Linked DNA regions of Mus musculus: all the other regions are linked to region 3. A link is a loop called in an ENCODE intact Hi-C map of the cell type or tissue named here. Cell type or tissue: left cerebral cortex. All regions are shown on one strand. Links, peaks and the distances in the headings refer to the core of each region. The heading gives the core; the rest is flanking DNA. Region 1 holds the start of n-TEttc6 (a tRNA gene). Region 2 overlaps Gm30246 (a long non-coding RNA gene). Region 3 has its middle 29 kb from the start of Lacc1.

Evidence for each region. Hi-C counts contacts between places; a loop is a spot of excess contacts. Peaks named below come from ENCODE experiments on the same cell type or tissue, not always from the same donor. Only the 100,000 strongest peaks of a DNase experiment are listed, where the experiment ranks them.
Region 1: it touches region 3 in a loop (2.4-fold over the local background); 13 of 42 quality-filtered maps call a loop at or near these places.
Region 2: it touches region 3 in a loop (2.8-fold over the local background); 2 of 42 quality-filtered maps call a loop at or near these places.

Annotation. Positions count from the first base shown.
Region 1 is chr14:76,148,250-76,156,184 of GRCm38, reverse strand. n-TEttc6 (a tRNA gene) reads right to left here and starts at 3,411; the gene lies at 3,340-3,411. In left cerebral cortex, for the core only: a CTCF peak has its summit at 3,955; DNase peaks (open chromatin) are centred at 3,886, 4,457, 5,580, 6,096 and 2 more places; H3K4me3 peaks cover 1,810 bases; H3K27ac peaks cover 1,063 bases.
Region 2 is chr14:76,785,069-76,793,003 of GRCm38, reverse strand. All of the region lies in intron 1 of Gm30246 (a long non-coding RNA gene), which reads right to left. Among named protein-coding and RNA genes, the nearest start is that of Gm30246, 8.3 kb to the right of the region's middle. In left cerebral cortex, for the core only: no CTCF peak of the experiment used is centred there; a DNase peak (open chromatin) is centred at 3,428; H3K27ac peaks cover 415 bases.
Region 3 is chr14:77,003,786-77,011,720 of GRCm38, reverse strand. No RefSeq gene overlaps it. Among named protein-coding and RNA genes, the nearest start is that of Lacc1, 29 kb to the left of the region's middle. In left cerebral cortex, for the core only: a CTCF peak has its summit at 3,281 (motif pointing right); DNase peaks (open chromatin) are centred at 3,284 and 5,917.

The DNA of each region.
Region 1 (7,935 bases), core at 1,112-6,111, 860 kb after region 3:
CCATGTTTCCTTCCAAGTAGAATGTATGATGTTGGATGCTATTGAGAGTTCTGCACACTACAATTTTTTCCCTTTAAGACTGTCTCTCAGAGGTGTGCCCAGAAGAGGCTCCGATGTTGCCACTCTCCTTTTCCACGTGGTACCTAAGTAGCTAGTGGTGCAGCACCATCTGTGACTAAGGCTTTGGACTCCTCTTCCTCAGTCACCGGGCTGAGGGTCCACCACATGAAGCAAAGGACATGCTTGTGGGTGAAAGACTCCATATCAGCAGAATGAACTGTAGGCGTTTGGGCCACTTCTTTTGTCACTTACCTACACCTTCAGGAATTGCTCAGGGCCAATCACATATATATCACTTCAATTTAATGGTGGATTACCATGCGTCCAATTTTACGACTTGGTGGATCAAATAACAGCCAGTTCATAATGGCAGGTGAGGCTGTGTGGTAACTTGGGGTCCCCTTGTCAGGTGCTGAGTTTCTACCAAGACCCTGCAGCAGGCCAGAAGTTGTTTCTCAAAGGGAGGATATATGTTTGCAGATGACAGCAGGGCCCTGGGAAGATATTTGTGTCACATGTAAACGCCCATCAGAAGGTGACCTCGGCAGAGGAGGACAGTCGAGTAGACAGGACAGTCCATTCTGGGTGTAGTGGTCAGTCTTTTTCTCCAGCCATGCCTGTCATTGGGCAATGGGCTCATGACAAAGTGTCAGGGCCCTGCGTTCATCATGATTCACCTATGAGGCCTTGCCAAAGGCTGCAGACAGCATTGCCACCTGCCTCTAACAAGTGACAAAACAGCTGTCACTTGTTGCAGAACCTTCACCCCGGTTCTGGGTCCCAGTCAAAACTAACAGCTTTTGGGGCAGAAGGGACCCGGTACAGTGACTTATTCCTTAAACAGAATATATTTGCATGACCCACATGACAGGACCCATGGACATTTTCATCACAGTTATTTATTTATCACACATATTTATTTGCACACACCATGGCATGCATGTGAGGGTGAGAATATGCTCTTAGGAGTCGTCCTGGGAACGGAACTTAGGTCTTCAGGCTTAGCGGCAAGCCCCTCTACCAGCAGAGTCGTCCCTCGCCAGCCTGACTCCTGGAAAGCTTACTAAGGTCGAAGGTTCTTGCATCTTGTTTGAATTTACTTCTCATCCCCTGACAGGAAAATTCTTTATCGCTAAGTCCTGTTCACTCAGACCAATTAGCATTACGTCATCCGTGTAACGGGCTGGCATGCTTGTTTATCCAAAACTGTATGTGACACTTGTAAGTCCCTATATTGGAGCTGAGGAGAAGGCTCCGTTGGTAAAGTACAAGGATCCGAGTTCAACCCTCAGAACTCACAAAAGCCAGGCGGACGAAGCCTGAAGAGCTACACCCAAGGTTGCCCTCTAGCCCCCCACAGACAGACACCCAAGGTTGCCCTCTAGCTCCCACAGGCACACAGGATCTTTATTAAACGCTCTATGAGTGTGCCACCAAATCTCCTAATCGAGCCCTGACAGAAGTAATGCCATCTAGTAATAACATAAAGTGTGTAAAATCATCCTTGCTCATAGCAGGTGCTCAATGAATATCACCTGCTATTGTTAGGATCTGCAGTTTCCAATCAGCCCTGTTCTATCTAGTTCAATAAAGGCTGAACTGGCTAATCGATCCTTTTCTCCTCTGAAGTCCTGCTAGAGATTTTGGTTCGGTTTGGTTTGGTTTTTTGTTTTTTGTTTTGTGTGTGTGTGTGTGTGTGTGTGTGTGTGTTTGTGTGTGTGTGTGTGTGTGTGTTTCGAGAAAAGGCCTCACTGTGTAGCCCAGGCTGACTGAGAACTGGCGCCAGTCCTCATAGCCTCCCTGATTCTGGGTTTACAGGTATGAGCTACCACATATATTGTGCCTTAGGTCCTCATGAAGGATGACTAACGTCTGTTTCCCTTAAAATCTGAAAGAATTTTTGATGGAGTGGATTTCACAGACCTGGGGAGGCCAAGTCGTTTCTACAGACATTTCTCAGTGTTGTTGGTAGTCTAGAACAAACTGGGGGGGGGGGCGGGGGGTGAGGGGGCGGGGTCAGAAAATTCAACCCTAGTGGAGAGAAATGGGGCCTCTAACCTTTGTAGAGTTTCTTATCTGCATGTCAGGACACGTGAAGGGGTGAAGGACTTGAGAGGGGGGTGGGGGGGTGGGGATGTGAGACATCTCAGCACTGGCCACACCGAAATACTGAAATTTCCAATTCTAGTCAAGCATGAACGTTGGAAGGTATCATTCATTCATTCAGTCAGTCAGTCAAATATATTAGAGAAGAAAGTGTGTTTTTATTGTTGGTATCTCCTTGCTACTAAATATTTCTGAAAACCTATTTTTTCTTCCCTCTCTCAGACCTTTTCTTTTTCATTAATTTAATTATTTATTCACTTTGCCTCCCAATACCTGACCCACCCTCTCCTCCCAGTTCCCCTACTACAGCTCCCCCACCCGGCCCATTCCCCCATCCCCTTCTCCTCTGGGAATGGGGACGTCTCCCTGGGTTCCTCCCCTTCCCGCCCCCCTACCCCACATCAAGTCTCTGCGGGACTAGCGCATCCTTTCCCACGGAGGCCAGACAAGGCCGCCCACACACGGTCATGTTGCAGACAGGAGCTTAGCATAGCTGTCCACGGAGAGGCTCCACCCCCAGCCCATGGAAACAGATGCAGAAACCCACAGTCAAACATCAGATGCAGCCCCGGGAGTCTTGTGGAAGATTTAGGGGAAGGATCGAGGGCTCGGAAGGGGATGGGAACTCCACAGGAAGACCAACATAAAGTTAACTAGCGTGGATCCTTGGGCCTCGCAGAGACTGAACCACTAACCAAAGAGCTAGCATAGGCTAGACCTAGGCTCCTCACAAATATGTAGGAGATGTGCAGCTTGGTTGTTATGCGGGTCTTCCAGCAACAAGAGCGAGGGGCCGTCCCTGAATCTATTTCCTGTCTGTAGATCTCGTTTTCCTCTTTCCTTTTAACCCCAGTTAAGTGAGACGTCTGAATCTCGTTCAGACAGGTTCATGCAGCCTCCGAGTCTATAATCCCCCTAAATTGCACCCTTTCTGTCAAAGAGTTCGATTTCTTTGGTCGAGTCCAAATGCCAGGGGAGGGGTGTGCGATCTCTCGTTTTCTTTCTTCCCAGCCATCACTTTAGCCCTGTATGCCGTTTCTCTTAAGTCTCTTTCTGTGGCGTTGCGGCTCAGAGAATGGGATATAAACTCTAAAAACTCACTTCTCAAGTCAGGGCAGTGTGAATCCAGTGTCTTCTGTGAACCTAGTGTCTTTATTCTAAAAGATATTGGCGTTCCCACACCGGGAGTCGAACCCGGGCCGCCTGGGTGAAAACCAGGAATCCTAACCGCTAGACCATGTGGGAGACGACAAGTGTGTCACAGAGCTCAGACAAATTGAGTCTCTTCACTCCGCTCCTCCCATAATCTGCAGACTCCACCCATGACTGTAAACTTGGTTCTGCGCATGCGTGAACCACTTTCCCACACTGCGCTCTGCAGTTTTCTGGTCCCGATCTTTTGTGGCGCCATCGGATCCACAATGACAAAGCATCGGTTCTCCCCTGATGCTGCTGGTCTCCGTGGGACCAGAGCTCTGCATAGAAGCGGCTGTGGCACGCAGGCTACCTCTACTGCTGCAGTCACGCCAAGCCAGAAGGCTGGCTGCGGCTCTCACCCAGGTGCCCAGCCACCAATCCTCTTTAGGACGCCGGGAACCCGGTGGCCAGGAGGCCGCCTTCCTTCTCTGGCACTTCTCGGTGGATCGGAGCCGCGCACAGAGACGATGCTCAGTCACACAGTTCTTTCTGTTGATGTTGGATCCCCTTAAATCCTGCCTGCCTCCGGTCCTGACCCCGGGAACTTGGAAGAGCCTGGGGCTGGTCTTCTACGGCTTCCGAGTGACACCCAGAGGCAGGCGCGCAACAGTTCCGAAATAGAAAAAGTTGGCCGTGTTCGCCCTACAATGATAAAAAGATCCTTGGCTAGGAGAGCGCGGGATCTGAGCAGCCAACAAAGAGGCTAGCAGCTACAACCGCAATATCTACTATGCACAGGAGAAACCTCTTCCCGAAGTTCGCCCGTCCACCCACCGCCGGCAACTTCTATACTAGCTTTGATGTTTCCTTTTTTTTTTTTTTTTCCATGAGGTGTCATTTTGAGCGACACCTGTTTGGGAACGTCCAGAATACTCTCCAAAGCTAACCTTACCACCTATAGAGAGCCCTGCATCCTATTTCTGAATTTAGGGAGTGGATCAGGCAGAGATTTCATGTTTGGCTTCCAATTTTTAGTCTCAGGATAATAATTTTAGGTATATTATAAATAAATTTAGGTATATTACAGTTTCAAGGATCTAAATCACCAATGCTACCTATTCGTTGGGTGGCTGCCATCCATGGGATATAACCAAATACAAGTTTACTTTTTCTTTTAAAAAATAAAAACAAGAGTTTCCCTATATAGACTGAGCTAGCCCGTAGCTCATGCAAACCTGCCTCCGGAGTGCTGCGACCAACAGCGCGCATCACCTCGCCCTGCTGAAAGTTTACATTTTAAAAGTTTTCGTTATTATATATTTAAATGTACAGTGATGGGTTTCATTGTAACGTTTTCACACGTGCATAATGTATTTTGATCATATTCACCCCATACCCTCCTGACAAACCGGATCCTGCTGGTTCTCTTCCTCTGTTGAGGCTGTGTGTGTGTGTGTGTGTGTGTGTGTGTGTGTGTGTGTGTGTGTACCAACATACTTAGGGATAGTTACCTGAACACTGGGAAAAGGTTTACAGGTTCATGGGCACCTGGCCAGTGGCTATACCATTGAGGAAAATATCTTCCCCTCCCCCAGCAGCCATTAACCCAATATTTCCTCAGGAATGGGTGGAGACTCCTGAGTTCAGCAAAGCACCCCCTCCCTCAATCTTAACTGTAAATCACATGATAGAGGTACTCCACCCCCACCCCCACTCCCAATCCCTCCCGAACAAGTTTGCTTTTGTCTCACTACTTCCTAAAACTGAAACTCCCGGGGTTGTTTGTTTGTTTGTTTCTTTGTTTTAACCACTGGACAGTAACTACCAGAAACCTTCTAGGTTCTTTAAGTAAAAAGAACAGACAGCAATTCAATCGATTATAGACAAGTCTCTGACCTCTATCCCATTCTAGGTTTGGGAGTAATTGCTGGCTTCTGGTTCTCCATGTTTACTGTGGGCTTCTCTTCCTGACTCTGTTTCAGGACAGCACTTTGGTAGTTGGAGACAGCCACACTGAGACCATGGAAATGAGTAAGCATCATAAACTCCTTTCCTTAGAGAGCAAACTAACTAAGAGCTAGTGATATAGTAGTTAAATACCACACCAGAGGCAGGCAGCCTGCTTCTCACTTCTTCCTGCGGCTTCCTCCTTTGGAGGATCCGGCGGAGCATGAGGGCCAGATGGAGAAAAGAAAGGAGTCAAATGCAGCCCAGACTCACTGCTCTCAGGCCTGTGCTTGCTTTAGGGCTGGCTCTCATGCGACGTGGGACGTGGGACGTGGGACGCGACGTGGGTTCCTAGAAGGCAGCCCTGCTTGGGCCCGAGAGACAGGGAGTCCAGAAGACTTTTCCAGTGACTTTGTTAATCCAGAGTCCCAGCTTCATCTACCGGGGACTTCCAAAAGAGCACTTCAGGGAGCAAGGGTGGAAGTATGGGGGCTGGAGAGATGGCTCAGCGGTTAAAAATACTGACTGCTCGGTGGCTCACAAATTTGAAGACAGCTATAGAGTCTTTTTTAAAAAGGGGGTTTGGGTGGGTGGAAGTGTGACCATTAGCAAACACCTGCCCTTGCGATGTCCTTCGATTTTTGAGTCTCACCAATGCATAGGACTAAACTGTCTTTGGCTCTAAAAGTAGGGTGCCACTGAAGCCCAGAAACTTGGGTCCGTCTCCATTTCTAGTTGTCTGTAAACTCCAAATACCCCAGGCAAGCCTCTCTTTCCATACTGTGCCCTGGCACAGCCTGCTCCCAGCCCCACAACAGTCTACATGCTCCGCCCTCCTTGTCCCTCTGCCAGGCCAGCCTCTCCACTCTGAGCCAACCTTGAGGCCAGTTCAGCTCCAGGAAACCTTCCCAGGGCTCCCGATCACAAGCCACGCCCATTTTCTCGGAATCCCAAAACACACGCTTTCAAAAGAATCACATCAAGGCAGATCTCTCACCACCCTGGAATTGCTCAACAAGGTTCATGAGTTTAAGTCAGATTCCATAAAACCCCTGGGAACCTAATCCCGTAGTCAATCATTTGGCCGAGTAGTCTCGGTTTTTTATCTAACTTAAATACTTCCTGCTGTACTTCTATCTAAAAGTCGCCACCTTTTAACCAGCAGCAAGAACAAAATGTTCCCCGGGAGAAGGAAACGTACACACAGACAAAGGTTTCTTGTTGACACAGGAACAGTTATTTCTGGCCGGGTGAATACATGGTTGATTCTCTCCCATTTTATCTACCGTTTGACACTGGGGGAAAGCCCCAAACATATTGTACTTGCCAGACACTACAGTAGCCAGGGGATGTGGCTGTCATTCAGGCCTGCTTGCCAGTCACCCAGGGCTGGAGGTGCTTTTCATGTCAGGGGGCCGGAGAGCTAGCTTTTAGAAGAACATTAGAAATACGTAGCTGTTAGTTCTGATCGCAAGTCCCTGCCAGTGGACTCGGGCTGGACCCTGGGCTAAGGCTGAATCCCGAACTAACCTTGGAGCTCTTTGGGGTAGCAGCCCCTCCCCTGGTGAGCACCAGGGCAAATTAATCTCTACAGCCTGACATCACCAGGTCCAGCTTCTAAGACCAGGTCTGACCTCAAAAGGCTGTTGGGAGGCCAAAGCTTCCCCCAACAACTTATTCAGATCATTGTAACTCTGGGTTGAACTCAAGTTGACAACCAAGATTAGCCATCACAAGCCCACTCCTTGGTGTCTGAGTGATGGTCCCTTCATTTATTCAATAATCAGTCTCAGAGAAACAGTCTTGGCTGCTGTACATACACGATGAACATCTAGAGCAGGGATGTCCAATTCTTTTTGTTTGTTTGTTTTCGAGACAGGGTTTCTCTGTATAGCCCTGGCTGTCCTGGAACTCACTCTGTAGACCAGGCTGGCCTCAAACTCAGAAATCCGCCTGCCTCTGCCTCCCTAGTGCTGGGATTAAAGGTGTGTGCCACCACGCCCGACTGGGATGTCCAATTCTTAAAGTGCATGACTCCATAGCTTTGAATGAGATTTAGAGGAAACCAATAAACTCATTTTTTTAACATAAGCATGAGCACATTTTTAAGGGTTTTTGGGGGGGGCAGTTCAATTGTGGAGTTCTCTAGCATTGGTTTATAGGTGATGTTGTGCAAAATAAGTATACATGTACCGTTGCTGTTTACACAGAATGGTTTCAGTCTCGTGGCATGAGTGGCTTCCGCTGTTCTCCTCGAGGGGAGCTGAACTGGCACCGTCGGACGCTCTAGGTGACTTGGCGAGTGATACATCCATCAATCCTTAGTAATGTCTTAATGCCCCAGTGCAAACGACAGGCAGCTAATGTTTGGTAGACTGGGCACTAGTCTTACTTGATTGGTAAGGGAGTTTCCACACCTCAGGCAGGCCTCTCGAATTCTGCACTGCATGTTGTCATCAGCCCTCTGATTTGCATTCCACCAGCAACCGAGATGTGAAAGGGTCTAAACTTCACTTTCCGTTTCCCTAAAATTAATTTTTATGGTAAAATGCATACAGTCCCTTTTCTATTCTTATATTTTTAATCCCAGTATGGCTTCTTCAAGGAAAGGAAAACAGAACCCCTAAAAAGAGTCATGAGTAAAGACAGATTGCTTTCTTCTGACGAGATTCTGTTTAATCTGTG
Region 2 (7,935 bases), core at 1,158-6,157, 220 kb after region 3:
TCAAACCCTATGCTTCAGAAGCAATTATCTCCACGTACGTATGTAGTTATAATTTTATAGCAGACTTCTCTTCACATAGAGAATTATAAGAGCATAAAGTTTAACAGCAACACACACTGTAGTTAGTATGTATAGATACGAGTAAAAGAGTTACACACACGAACAGAGGGGAGATGGATGCTGAAATAGGCAAATGATAAGCATGTAGAGAATCCTGCATGTTTTTCTCTTTAAATAACTATAACAGCATCTTTGCACTTAGTGATCATAAGAACAGGAGTCTGTGCTGAGAGTGGGGGTTTTGTGCGTCACCGCAGTCATCCAGGTTTCTGGTATCTATTCCACGCTAATGGGATGTTTACTGAGTAAATGCATTTGAAGTACCATCTACAAACACTGTTCTCCAAGCAACATACGTTCTGTTTATATAACCTCCCCTGTCCCTTGCAAGGAAGATGGTATCAGTCCTATTTCACGGTTAAGAATTTACTGAAACCAGAGGGAAATAACTTGCCAAGGGCTTAGAAGGCAGCCTGCCAGATTCAGGCGTAGGCTCTGTCTAAAACCAGCACCTGCTGTCTCTCTAGTGCTCCACACTAATAAGCAGAATGAAGGTCCTACTCCAGAGAAAGCCCAAAATGTGGAAGTCCAAAAGGAGCTTTGGAGAATGGGAGGTCCCTTCATTGTTCTTCTGCTGGATGCAGGGCCTTGCAGTGGGAGCTGAGCTTCAGCGAGTCTTTAGCAAGCTTCCTGCCTTTCACACCACCAACAAAGAGCTCATCTGCTGCACTCTGCTGTGCAGTGGGTGGGCAGGGAGGCAGAACTACAAGCAAAAGGGATCCCAGAAGCTTTCTATGCAAAGATGGGGAGGGAGAAGGCGGGAGGGATGGCAAGAACTTTAACAGACCCAGCAGAGGACTCTGGGAACAGAAGGAGGGCCCTGGAAGAGACTGCACAGCTCTGGTTAGCCCTGCTTAGAAAACCCGCTCCCACTTGGAGCTACCAATTAGGGGAAGAGGATTCTCTGTGGGCTGAGCAATTAAAAGGAGGGTCTGCTGACTTGACCTCATGCTGAGCGCACACTGCAGGCAAATGTGGGAACAAGTACAGCTGCCATGTGTACAGGATTAGCTGGTGCCCTTGTCAGAGCAGAGCTACCTTGGTCAACCTTGCCTGCTTGGAGAGAAGCTCTCTGAAGGGCAGGTCACAGCATCGCTCTCTAGTTAAGGTCATTTAAACAAGTCATTAGAGCAGATTCTAGTTGGTTTGAGGATAGCTGCCATTTAAATGAACAAAAAATGTCAATCAAGTAGTGTTATAATCCAGTCACAGACAGAAGGCAGGATAGGTTATTTCCTGGTGACCCTTATTAGAAAAAAAAATCCCAATTAAGAATTTCTGATGTTGTGACACCAGTTCAGATATTACCAGTCCCCAGGGAACATCTGTACTCTGGAGAAGGCTATATTAAAAATCAAACACAATGGCCACATACATTTCTGTCTCGTGCTCGTGATGTTTGTGTATGCATGCATCTGTCTGTCTGTCTGTCTGTCTGGGTCAGCTGACAATCTTGAGTTTCATTCTTTATGCATCATTCATTTCCTTTCCTTTTTTCTTTTCTTTTATCTTCTGACACGGGGTCTCTTGCGGGCCTCTCACTCACCTCGGCTGGGCTTGCTGGCCGGAGAATCCGAGGGATCTCCCTTGCTCAGTAACTCTGCCCCCACCCCCACCCCCACCTCCACCCCAATGCAGGCATTGCGAATGCAAACAGTTGTGCCCAATTTAAAAAAAAATGTCAGCTCCAGGAGTCAAACTCAGGTCCCCTCACTTGAAAAGCAAGCACTTTGCTGACCAAGTTACCTACCAGGTCTGCAGCTTAAGGTTTAAATCTAGGTTTTTGGTTTGACATATAGCATAGACACAGGAAAAAATGCACAAATTCAAAATATACAGCTCTATAACTTCTCCCTCTCTCTCTCTCTCTCTCTCTCTCTCTCTCTCTCTCTCACACACACACACACACACACACTCACACTCACACACACACATACACTCCACATAACCAAGTCAAGAACTAGAATTATTGCCAGTGCCTAGCAAACACAGAAGTGGATGCTCACAGTCATCTATAGGATGGAACACAGAGCCCCCAATGGAGAAGCTAGAGAAAGCACCCAAGGAGCTGGAGGGGTCTACAACCCTATAGGTAGAACAACATTATGAACTAACCAGTACCCCAGAGCTCTTGACTCTAGCTGCATATGTATCAGAAGATGGCCTAGTTGGCTATCACTGGAAAGAGAGGCCCCTTGGTATTGCAAACTTTATATGCCCCAGTACAGGGGAATGCCAGGGCCAAGAAGCGGGAGTGGGTGGGGAGGGGAGCAGGGTGGAGGGAGGGTATAGGGAACTTTCGGGATAGCATTTGAAATGTATATAAAGAAAATATCTAATAAAAAAATAAATTAAAAAAAAGAACTAGAATTATTGCTTGCACTCCATATTCCTCCTGTCTTGTTTCAACCACTGTTCCTGTGCCCGGGTAGTCCCAGCTCTGCCTTCTAACGGTGAGGCCTGCTTTGCCTGTGGCTGATCTCCGCATAAATAGAAATCTTTATATTTTCTTCTCTCTGGTTCCCTCAGTCTTCTACCCGTGAGACTGGTCCGTGTTCTTGCAGGTAGCAGTAGTTCAGACTCGTTACTGTTCAGGAGACCCTTACAGAATGCAGAACTACAAATCATCCTTGTTCGTCTCTGTTGCTGGACAGTTGGGTCATTTTACATGAATAACTCTCAGATTGCTTGATCACTCTCAACATATTCCTACCTTAAGCCATACCAAATATGAACATGGAATTCAAGGGCTAATAAATTTCTGTGGCCTGTGAGAAGCAAAAATGACATTCCTTTTCCTGCTCTGAAAACGTGAAGATGTCATGTGATCCGGTGATATACCCCAGTGGGAAACTACTTGCCATCTGTGGCAGAAAGCTAACTCACTAGTCGGAGAGAAATGGGATGCATGGATCTCAGAGAAGAGGACGTGGGTCCATGAGATTCCCAAAAGAGCTGGTTGATTTGACCCTGTGCCATTTGCAAAGCTTGGTAACTTTTCTTGTGAAACAACAAGGTGATACTCCTGGGATTAACATAAACTCTGCAGGGGACTTCTGCAAACTTTTGGACAGGTGGCAAATGGCAGAGCTGTTTTTTTTTTCCCCAGAAAGAATTCAGACCAATCCCTTCCACTCCCTCATACTGGATTTAGGACTGTGACCCTGTCACAGCTACAGAACACATGGGCTCCTGACTCGGCTGAGTGTCTCCAATAGTCTTCCTCACACAGTCAGGCTCAGCCTCTCGGGATGCCCAACATGTGACCAGGAAGGCTGTGGGAGGAACTGAAGCCCCAAGGTCGGAGGGATTCTATTAATACCTTCTATGTTTCAAGTCCTCTGTCTCTGGAGTACTTTAAGCATCCTCTCTGACTCATGCTGGCATGCAGAGAAAAGTCACTTTGGAGATGACTGGCCTTCAAATGTTCAGTTTCCGGGACTCCATCCAGGGGGCTCGTCTGTTGTTATTATGTTCAAGAAACGAACGAGTTAATCAGAGAACACTTTTTGCCTCTTAATGTTACACACCAGCTCAGCAATAAGGCTTTCTGGGTATCACCAAACAGACAGGTGGCTTCCATTCTAGAAGCCCTTAGCCTCCTGAGCTGTCTGCTGAAGCCTGTGGGTTCCTTCTCAGAATATTGCATTCAAATGTGCCAGAGAAAATGCATAGGGTTACAAAGAAAATAAGCCCAACCACATTCGCTCTCTAGACTGTAAGCACTAAACAGGTTCATGTCATGGTAAGAACATGTGTGCTTAATCCTGCAAGAATATAGTGTTTAGATAGTCTTCTCTCTGTTGGTGGCAGCCAAGGACGCTGTTAATACTTCTGTGGCCTGCTGTGTATATCCGTAGTGGAAAATTGAAATTTTCTACTAAAAGTTAGTAAAAACTTATACTCGCCACTCTTCCCCTATTTCAATTCTCAGGACCTCAGAATGCTCTTCCCTCTTGGATACCTCAAACATGGCTCCAAGACTAGCTATTATGCACATGCATACAATTATTCCAAGAACCTGGAGTTTTATCTTCCTATATTCCATTGTAGTATGATCACCTTATGCTGCTGTTATACATTTTTGATATACATTATTAGAATTATGTTTGTAACCTTTTTCTTGGTATTTTTGTATAAGTAAAGTATGTGCATTAAAAACTGTTTTTATAAGCCAGACAGTGTTGGCACATGCCTTTAATCCCAGCACTTGGGAAGCAGAGGCAGGCGGATTTCTGAGTTCGAGGCCAGCCTGGTCTACAAAGTGAGTTCCAGGGCAGCCAAGGCTACACAGAGAAACCCTGTCTCAGAAAAAACAAACAAACAAACAAACAAAAAACAACAACAAAAACCCTGTTTTTATTTTCATTGTTTTTACATTTTATAGTTCATTGTGTGTGTGTATATATATGAATCTGTGCATAGTGTTGTCTATGAGTGTGTGTGTAGTGTCCTCTGTGTGTGCCTGCAATCCTGTGTGTGTGTGTGTGTGTGTGTGTGTGTGTGTGTGTGTGCCATAACCACATGTGGAAGCCAGACAGAAGGAGTTTGCTTCTACCATGTGGATCCTGGGGATTGAACTCATGTTGTCAGATTTGGTGGCCAGCTCCTTTTCCTGCAGAGCCAACTTGCCCCTCAATAACTCGTTATTGAATGGGAATAAAGGGATACTTCCCTTACAGGAGATGGGATGGAGTCTGAATCCGCAGAGTGACACCTGCTCATGCTGGCTCATTTAAGACACTGTTTTTATTTTTTCATCCTGTGTATGTGTGGGAGTGCACACACTCGAACCTGTGCATACTCAGAATCCAGAAGAAAGTGATCCCTGAGGCTAAAATAGGTGCTGGCAACTGACCCCAGGTCCTCTGCCAAAGCAAGAAAGGCTCTTAAGCATTGAGCCATTCCTCCAGCCCCTAAGCTGGATTGTTTTATGTTTTGTCCCTGCCTTTCTGCACCTCCTAGGCACTAGATCAAGATTGGCCTTCAGCCAGGAAACATTGGTTCTGAGATACCCTCCTTGGCCTGTAGCTGCCAGCCGAGGAAGAAGTATGTGCAGGCTGGCATGGGCCCGGCAGAGCTGGTCATACCCAGCAGTGGCCTTGTGGGTAGGCTGAGTGGGCAGGTGTGGTCTCTGAGTCATTGGGCAAGTGCCCCAAAGCTTAAGGACAGACCCCACAGCCCCCGCATTGAGCTTCCTGTTTCCTGTCACAGCGTCCAAAATTCTACCATATTCGGTTATTCATACTGAGCCTTTCACGGATCTCAGTTAATGAATAATTTTTAGTTCTGAGATGGGAGCAGCTTTAGGTGAGGGAGACAGAGATACGAGAAAATTGGGCGAGAATACAGACAGGTTTTATACTTTCACATTTCTGAAATGAATTTCTCTAGTCCTTTCAAACTACTCAGGCAGCATTGGGGAACTGCTGGTTCCCTGCTTACTGGAGCTCCAACAATAGGGTGCCATCTGGGAACCCAAGGACTAGGACTCCCTGAGTTTGATTCCTGTGCATGCCTATGTGCCTATGAGAGATTATGTGCACCACACACATGTAGGTGTGAGAGGAGGCAAGAGGAAGGTGTCAGGTCCCCTAAAACTAGAGTTATAGGGAGTTGTGGGCCACCAGGTGTGGGTGCTGGGAACTGAACCCTGTCCCCTACAAGAGCAGGAAGTTCTCTTAACTACTGTGCCATCCTTCCAAGTCCACTATTCAGTCCTCAAACACACTTTCCTACCTAGCCACACATGAGCACATGAGAGAGGCAAGAGAATTAGGACATAGCACAGAGTGCGGGACAGGGGACATGCTGCGTCTCAGCTTGATGTCACCAGGCTCTTAGTCACACTGCCTTCTCTGTCTGGGGAGGACCTAGGATCTAAGGAAAAACTTTTCTCAAGATGAAGGCTGAAAACTTCAAAGGTAACACAGGACTATATTTTCTTGATCCTGAATTAGAACGGAGACTCGGATACATGGGCGTATCTCTGTGTGAAGTCTTTTTAAAAGGAGAAATAACTAAAGCTATAGCTTTAGTTAACATGGACTAAAATCTTTATTAGTTAGCGGGCAACTCCACTGACCCTGGTCCAGGATAGCACAGCCACTCATGTCCATCCTATTGAAAGCACTTGGGGAGTTGCTGTTCCTGTCTACCTACCCCATGGACAGGAGGGTCCCCAGAATTGTCATCTTCATTACCTTTTATGGCACCCTTGGACAAATGATTTACTGTGCTGTCTTTTCTCTCTAAGGAAATATTCGGTTTCCTATCCGCTATTATTTGACATAGCTTGTCCCTTGCCAGCTCATATACTGGGATCCTGGGACTCAGTACGGTGATATTGGAGAATAATGGAACCTTTAAGAGGTGAGTCATAAGGGTGGAGATTAGATTCCTGGGGACATTGCCACCAGAAGGGATTAATGCCTCCTGAGACTCCAGATAGTTCTGGAGAGAGTGGTTGTAGTGAGTCAGACCAGCCCCTCCCTGCTGTCTGGCCCCCCATTTGCCACGTGTTCCCACCATCAGGATGCCATACACAATGGGCACCTCACCATAGCCAAGCAGAGACTGCTGCCATGCTCTTGGGACTCCAGAACTGTGAGCTAAATACACCCTTCTTCTTTACAAATGATCTGGCATCGGGTATTTGGGTATTGCAACTAAACGTAGACTAACACACTACCTAGAGATTTTATATTCCTCTTAGCCAAGGGGGAGGCCTTATATTATACCCATTTCACCCTCCACAGGTAGATTCATGGGGGGGGGGGTGGTATGTAATTATGTAGAAAATCTTAACTCACGAGTGTCCTCATCAACATAATTCTTGATTAACCAGATTGGTTTTTTGCAAAATGCTCTAAAAAACAAGGAAAGTTGCTGAATCCTCCCTCTGCCTCTCGCAGCCTAGTAAATGGAACCATAGTTGTTTGCCTTTGCTTTCTCTTTTGTAACTAGAAAAGAAAGGTATTCCTGGAAAACCAGGATTGTCTGTCACCTCATAAGGGGTCATGGTAGACTGAGTGATGCCCTCTAAGGAATCGTTTGGAAAGCTCTAGAACCTGTGACTGTTGGTTTATACAGTAGAATTTCTGAGCATTTGACTATTAAGGATCTCTAGATAAAGCGATCACTTGGAGTGACCTGGGTGGGCCCTAAACACCTCAAAAGTATGGTTAAAGAATATGAGACACTCCAGAGAAGACTTCACTATGAGGGCAGAGGAAGACCATAGAAGGATTGCAGACACAGCCAAGGAACACCAAGGAATTCTGGCAGCTTCCACAAGGCTCCAGAACCTGGGTGGGAGCTGATTTCTTCCCCAGCCTCTGCGGGGCATGTGATCTGTTGACACTATCTTCAGACTTGTGGTCTCTGGAAGTGTGTGACATTTCTGTTGTTTTCAGGTGTCAAGGTTGTGGCAGTTTGTTAAGAATGAACCCACTGGTTAATACTCTAAGGCCCATAGTTTAGTAGAATAAGTACTGCTAGCTTTCGTATATTGTATACTTGCAATGTACTGGGAATACACAATGTGGCCCAATAGGCGGGGAAAGCATGTAAACTCAACTCTGTCTAACACCGTGGCCAATAAAAGAACGATTACACGGTATTCACAGCACCATTTTACATCAAGATGTGTTGGCCTAAAATGACAGGCAAGCTGGTGGTTCACTCTAAATATCTCTAGTGGTTCTTGGAGAATTTTATGTATGGTTTGATCCTATTCACCATCTTATACCCTGTGTTGCTAAAATCTCTTCTCCAGAGGGAACATAACAGCATTCATCCCTTCTCCTAAGGTCC
Region 3 (7,935 bases), core at 1,232-6,231:
AATTTGAGTTTTACAGTTTCCGAGGATTGAATTCATGACCACCATGGTGGGAGACCATGAGGCAGAGAGAACTAACAGGGAATGGGGTGGGCATTGGCACACTTCCTTCAACAAGAACACATATCCTAATCCCTCCCAAACAGTTCCACCTCCTGGGGACCAAACGTCTGAATGTACATGCCTATGGAAGTCACTCTTGTTCAAATCTCCACAGTTAAAATGTATGGTGATGCTCTGCTTGGCTTTTCTCAAAGATGTTGGAACCCAGCTAACTTTGTAGGCCTCCTCTCTAAGAAGCTTCTATTGCAGAATTGGGAGTCTGTAAATTCTATCAGAACACCACACACCTTCTCCAACTCATGGGAGTGGTTTTCTGACACCAGGTCCTAGTACTGACAGGAGACACACACACACACACACACAAACACCCATCCCTAACTCAGACGTGATGTTCACTGATGACCAATCGCAAATGGAAAATCAGTTCTTGCTAATGAATCACAGTGGAATCACCCATAAGGCCAGCCACCATGCCCAGCTGTAGCTGGCCAACACAAAACAAAGGAATTGGCATTGTTGGGGGTTCTTTGTCTCAGAAGGTTTTAACAAGGCTGGGGCATTGTTTGTTTTATTACCTTGTAGGTCCTTTGCATAACATCAGAGCTTCCTGTTTTCTGTGTGCATAAACATGTGTGTCTCTGCATCTACATGTGTATCTCACGCTCTCTCTTCGGCTCTTTTCTTCTGTTTGTGTCTTTGTTTTGTCCTGTATCTGCTTTTGTATATACATATATACAATTTTGTGTGTATATATATATATATGTATATATATATATATGCGTGTGTGTGTATACATATATATGTGTGCGTGCGCGTGTGCACACACACACACACACACACACACAGAATGCATTCGGTTTGCCTATCTGGCCTCTGGTTCTTGGCCACTCAAGCAGTGTTAGGGATGGGCTCCATTGCATAGGCTTTAAGTTAAATCAGACGAGCTTTCTGCCACAATTGCACCGGTATATCTTGCAGGAGAATCAACATTGTAGATCACAGACTTGGTAGCTGGATTTGGATTTATCTTTCTCCTTTCATGGCATGCAGGGTAGCCTCCAGTACCATGAACACTAGTCTCTAAAGCTGAGAGCTCTGGGCAGGCTCCAGTGCAACTTCTTTGTGCTTGATAAGCCTTGTAGGTGTTGTCTTCAGCCCTGGTGCTCTTACCTCTCTGTCTGTTGCCTGATGATGGATTTTTCTCCTTCCACGATGTTCCCCAAACGTCAAAATACAGCCACAGTGATATCAGGAGCTAAGCCATTAGTCTAGCACCACAACTTTCTGATATTTTCTGTCTTACCCTAGGCATGATACATGGATACGTGCAGATGTTGAATGTCCATGCACTTAAATTAATTCTATCCCCAAAGCAGAATGAGACCAATTAATTTGTTCTGAATATAATTTCTCTTCAGTTAAGACAATGCTTCCCGACCTTCCTCATGCTTCAACCCTTTAATACAGTTCTCCATGTTATGGTGACCTCCCCATCATAAAATTATTTCATTGCTACTTCATACCTGTAACTTTGCTACTGCTATAAATCATAATATAAATATCTGATATGCAGGATATCTGATATACAATTTCCAAAGGGCTTACAACCCATAGTCTGAGAACAGCTTAACTCAAAACACTATAAACATGGAATTATCAAAGTGCATATTTTTCTCTTTTGGTTGTTTGTGGATTTTTCCTATGTTTTACTTAATAAAAATAATATTTACTCTTAAATCATGTTTTATCTTTCTCACTTCTCAAGTGAATGTTTCTTGTTTCTCCTGTATGGTTTGCTATCTAATTTCCCAAGAGTCATTTAATAATATTTTGGTGTTTCTTTGATTCACCACATGGCACTGGTTATTGCTGATTATAATGGGAGATCTGGCTCATTTTCTTAAAACATTATTCAGAATAGCTTTCACTTTTACCGAAAATTGCAAAGATAATAGAACGAGTCATATTAACCCCACTCCTAGTGTCTCTGAACATCTTACATTAGTTTGATTTACTTCTTGAAATTAATGAACTGGTGTTAATACACTATTATCAAATAAAATCCATACTTCAGTAAAATTAAATTTCTTTTCACCTAATGTCTTTTTTTTTGATGACCTAATATTTCAGCCTTTTCTTTGGGGACCCCATCTAGGATCCCCCACTGCATCTAATCAGAACTCCTTGTGTTGATCTTAGCTGTAACAGTTTTATGATTCCAGGATGTTGCGTGATCACCGCAGCATTGAGCTGTGTTAGTCAGGTATTTTGTTGAGTATCTCTCAATTTGGCTTCATCAACTCTTCCTCCATGGTTTAATGTACAATGCACTGAGTTGTGCTCAATCTCAGCGAGGGGTGTGGAATCCGCACAAATCGTGTGAAACCCTATCTGGGACGTTTACTATTTATCTCATCATTTATAGAACATGGTCTTTTGAGTAGGTATTGTTGGGTTATAGACATATTGGTTTATTTTTGTGGCCCCAAAGAGCCATTTGGAGCTTCTGTAGACGGATTCCCACGCATCTTTGATATAATCCCATCCTTATTCCTTTTGAACTACAGAGCTATAAATCACTTTATTTACTAGGATTACCTGATACTTTTTAATGCATCACCATGATTCAATTTTTAAAAACGTTGAGTGTCTATTGAAAGCAGGGCCTTGGATTAGAAATATTTTTTAAATCTCTTATGGTGTCTCTTCAGATTTAAGAACAGGTGTGTCCTTTTCAGTGGAGAATCGTTTCAGTGACACCGAGGCCCACACAGTTTACTCCAGCATGACCCAACTTGGGCGCTTTATTTACCTGGCTGTGTTCATAACCAGAGAATCTGCATGCAAATCTTAAGGACCCCTTCATTTTCTTCATGTCTAAGTATGCATAACAAAAGTCCAGAACTTTGGGAGTTGGGGGGGGGGGTGCCAGCCCTGGGTCCAGCCCCAATACTACTTAGTTTCATGACTGTAGTGACAAAATAACACAAATTACTTTTTTTTTTATGATACCTTGTAGATACTGGGTGCTGATTTTAGAAAATGCACATCATTGAGGATGTAGGTGTCTCATGGTGCCCTTAAACTGAACACAGAGATTTGACCCTCTTGGTTTGCATGATGTCATGGGGCGTGGGGGGTGGGGGAGCGTTGTGTTGAATGAGAAGGAGCCATGCTTAGCAGTTGAATAAAACATTGGGTAGACTGCCACCAGGTGGCAGAAGCACTCTGATTGGCAAGGACACTCCTAAAGGACTTGCAGGTAATTAGCCAGCTCTTCCTCTTAGTCACTGCTTCAAGTTCAGATGACAGGAACAGGTCTGAATGTACAATTGAGCTTTATAATTTCCTATCAAGACACCAGCGATCTTTCAGGTTCCCAAGCAGAAGTCTTTGAGTTATTTTTGTTACATCTGATCTTTTATTTATTGAGAGATACTGCCTGTTCTGACCGGCTCCCCCGCCCCCCCCGCCCCCTACTTCTTTGCTCCTTTCGCAAAACCTCTGATTCAGATGTACCAAGAAAAAAAAAAAAAAAAAAAAAAACTTTAAACTGAATGCAACTTTCCAAGTCTGAGTCACTGCTTGTGAATTTTTTTTTTATTTGAGACCCTTCTTTCACCTCACCCATGCTCTGCAAATAGGAGTTACTTTTATGGTTCAGGGTTGGAGGTATTGTATGCAATATATATATATATATATATATATATATATATATATATATATATATACATACATACACACACACATATATACACACACACAATAAATATATATATGCACAAAATATATATGTACTATATATATATATGCACTATATATACACACATATATACACACATATATACACACATATATACATACACACACACACACAGCCACTCTTACACCAGACTCTATCTCTTCCCTCCTAGTAGAAAAAGCCTTGTCACAACATGGAGCTCTGCTCTGTTACAGGCAATGGCTAGGCACAGTAGGGACTCATGTGCTTCTTGCAGAGGAAGTCACGAAAACATTGGTCCTGAGGTTGAGTCTGAAGGTAATTCAAACAGTTGAAATGATCATAGAGGTGGGTTGAGGGGAAATGGCGTGATCTTTCAAAGCCCGACACTGTTATTTAGGTGTATAGGGCAGTGGTTAGAAATGATATTAAAATAAAGGGGCAAGAGACCACATTATGGGGGTGGCTGAACGACATGCAAAGAAGTTAGGACTTTATCTTTTGGGCATTGTTGTAAGGTCTAGAAAGAATAATAAGAAAGATAGACTTGCATTTCAGAAAGATGCCCCCATGGTTTTATAGAGATTCATGAGAGGGGAGTAAGATCTACCGCATGGAAACCACATTGGAATGACCACAGAGCCTGGATGGGTGGCGGGGATATTTAGACCTAAAACAAAGTAAGGAAAGGGCAGAATAGCACTTGTAAGTCAGCAAAGAATCAAGTCTGATTGAGGTAAATGGCTGGGTGGCCACCAGGTTCCTGGCTAAGGTCACTGGATGAGTGGGTGGTGATCTCATTCATTAGGACAGAGGATACAGCAGCTAGGAAGATTATATTGGTGATATGAGAAGCTAAATTTATTTTGGGAGCATTTTTATCTTATGTATGCCAATCAGCTTCACATATATATATGGAAGGCATCAATAAATGATGCATTATTGAGCATTCATCCTAAAAAGTCCCAAGGCTGTTTCTTTCCCACGGGTTTCTTCTTTCTTTTCCCACAGTCTTCCCAACATGAAATTTCTGTGGCTTATTTCGTGTACCTTTTAAAGCTTTTCTCACAGGGGAGTTCCTCAGTCATTGTAAAGGTTTCAATATAAACTCTACAAGCAAAGAATCGGTCCTTAGTCTAAAGGAGCTCGGTGTCCATGGCAGAACTGTGGCTTGGTTAACTGCAGTGTTTTCATGGGACATCTGGACAATGGGGATCTATCTCCTTTTGGGTAGGAGGAGTTGGAGAGAGCTGCTGGGGAGAAGCTAGGCCTGGGTAAAACACTAACAGATGACAGCGCTGGAAACCTAAAGGATGCGCAGATGATCAGCATTAGGAAATGTGCAGCTGAAAATGCCCTGCCTCTGTGTATTCAGCCGTGGCCCGTCTTTGCAGTCTTTTCTTTTGAGGCGGTGTCTAGAGAAACCTTTCTATCCCTGGCTTGTTGATCATGAGTAGCTTTGAACTCGTGATCTTCCAGCTTCAGCCTTCAAATTACTATATGCCACCGTGTCCAGGCAGCCTTGAGCCATCCAGATCAGCCTTTGGGTCCGCTCTCAGAATGACTGTTCATTTGACAGGTCATATGACTCTTATTCCTGTCCTCCTTTACCCACCCTGTACTCACGATCCATTTGGTGGTGGGTTTTAAATGCCAATTTGTATCTTATTCTCAGCTTAGCTATTCTGGACTCACTCCTAAAAACTCTTTGTAAATTTTACCACTTCCAAACCTCCCTAGCTTCCATTTTGGTCATGCCCCATTGGCCTGGGAGGTCCTCATGCGACCTTGTGAGGCAGTATTCCTAAAAGAAACTAACTGTATAGTAACAAGGTATTTCTATAATATGTTCTGAGGAGTTTTTATAGACTAAATAAACTCCTGATATTGAAAATCCATGGTGACACCGGAATGAGTAGCAATGCTCCCAGCAAATAAATATTCAATAAATCTTACGGAATGAGGGAATTTTACATAATAACCTGTGAATAATCCTGGCTGCAGCGACTTTGTTGTCTGTCTTGCATACACACTTCTTACTGCCAGAGCAATGAGGACAGCAGGAGTGGTTGACAGGGGGAGGCAGTCTGCTGGCCCCATGATTCTACAGATGATTTCCTCTGTTTCTCCTTTAGTCAAAACAAGTTCTGGCTCCCTGGGGCTCTGAGGTGAGCTGAGGGTCAGAGCATTGGAAGAGCCAACCCTTCTCTCAGGGGCTCCCAGCTCGGGATCTTACTTTGTGTTTTCGGAGGAGCCGGTGTTCACTTCTGCTATCTGTTTAGAAGAACTCCGATGCTTTCAAAACAGTTTGTCCTTTAAAACAGATAGGCATTCCCTCTATAATTTGTTTACACTGCTCATGAATAAATTACCAGTGCCACTGATATAGACTCATAGACTCAAGCTTAACTAGCCTTACTGTGGCAGTTGATCATAAATTAGCAGTGTCTACTTAATGCGATTTTATTATCTACATAGACATGTGTCTTCACGGTATATGCCTATGAACTGAGAATCACTGCAATTTAGTGTTAGAAGGAAGCAAAAACAATTCGGCAGGCTGGGGTTGTAGCTCAGTTGGCAGAGTGTTTGTTTAGCATGCACGGAGCCTTGGCGTCAATCCACTGCACCACATAAAATGAGCATGGATGATCATACAAACATGCAATTCAGCACTAGGGAAATGGAAGCAGAGAGGTCAAAAGTTCAAGGTCAGCCTGGGACACATAAGAAGACCATGTCTTCAAAAAACAAAACAAAACAAAGAATAATTCTGCATGAACCTTACACTGTGCAGGTGAAGCAACGAACAAGTAGGAAATTGTTCTTTTTCTTCTACTCAAGAGACTAGCTCTATTTTAAACACAACTCCAAGTCTCATTTAGAGAGATGATTTGCTGCGATTCTACGCTCTGTCGAGCACGCTGCCTGTTACCTAACGTTGCTGCTGTGTCTTCTCAGCTCACTTGAGTCAACAGACACCCTGAAGACAGCTGTGTTTTATTTATCTTTCCATTCCTCATGGAGCCTCCCTGGCTATCGAAACTAGACAGTACTGGATTGGGCTTGGGCATTAAGCTGCAGGCAGCTCTGATCCTATACTGAACAGAAGGAAGCAGACACCAGATGCTAGGTCTCCAGGGTCTTGAAAAGCGTCCTTCTGCTATGTTTTCACTGGTTAGCCTTGCTTAGAGCCCTTGTCCTCCCTTTCTTTACCAGAGAGATAGAAAGATGAGGTACTGTGCCTCAGCCTTTCTTCTCTATTGTTTCCCTAACCCAAGCCACAACTTCTTGAACTAGGCTGGATTTTTGCTGCCGTTGGCTTACACACTTGACTCTGTGTCTCTCAGTTCAGCCCTCTTGACTTTTGGTATTTTGTGGCAAATTAACTCAGACCACCTGCCGTAACAACACTGAGAGTTGAACTTCTTTCTTCCTTGATACTTTTGACCTAAATAAGCGGGGGTTAAATTATTACAAATTTGGACATCAGTGATTCATTTGGCAAATATTTATTGATCACTTAATGTGTAGCACAGTAGAATCTGTTCTGTCTGGTGAAGATATGAAGTAAGAAATAAAACCAAGTTGTGCTTTCGTGGAGTATACATTTGGGTGGAAAATGGATGGGGTAAATGTGAATGAACAGATATGCACTGTGTAGACACCACCAAAGGGCAAACGCTGTGAAGAAACAGAAAGGGAGAAAAGGACATAGAGAATCAGAGGATAAAGTGGTAGTCTTGAGAGGAAGACTAGAAAGGGCCTGGGTAGAGACCTTTTGAAAAATCCTCTGTACATAGGTGGCTTCTGAAGTCATATAGCAAATGAGACCATCTGGACACCGATGCAGTCATTATTGAGATGTATAATGGCGTATCGGCTCTAGGGCATTTAGAGGCAGAAGATGGTGAGGAAGATTCAGAGGGCAGGTTGATAAAGAACAGCCAATGATAAAATAAGCAGTCGTGTTAAATATTCAAAGGCAAAATTGAGAAAGTAATTCAAAATCGAGCACTATCAAAGAAACCCGAAGAGAAAAGACAACTGAGAGACGAAAAGCACATCACATCTCTGGGATCCACTGCTGCAAAGAAATCAGAAAATGAGCAGCATCTACAGAGGGCTGAGCAACCAAGAAAACCATTTCTCTC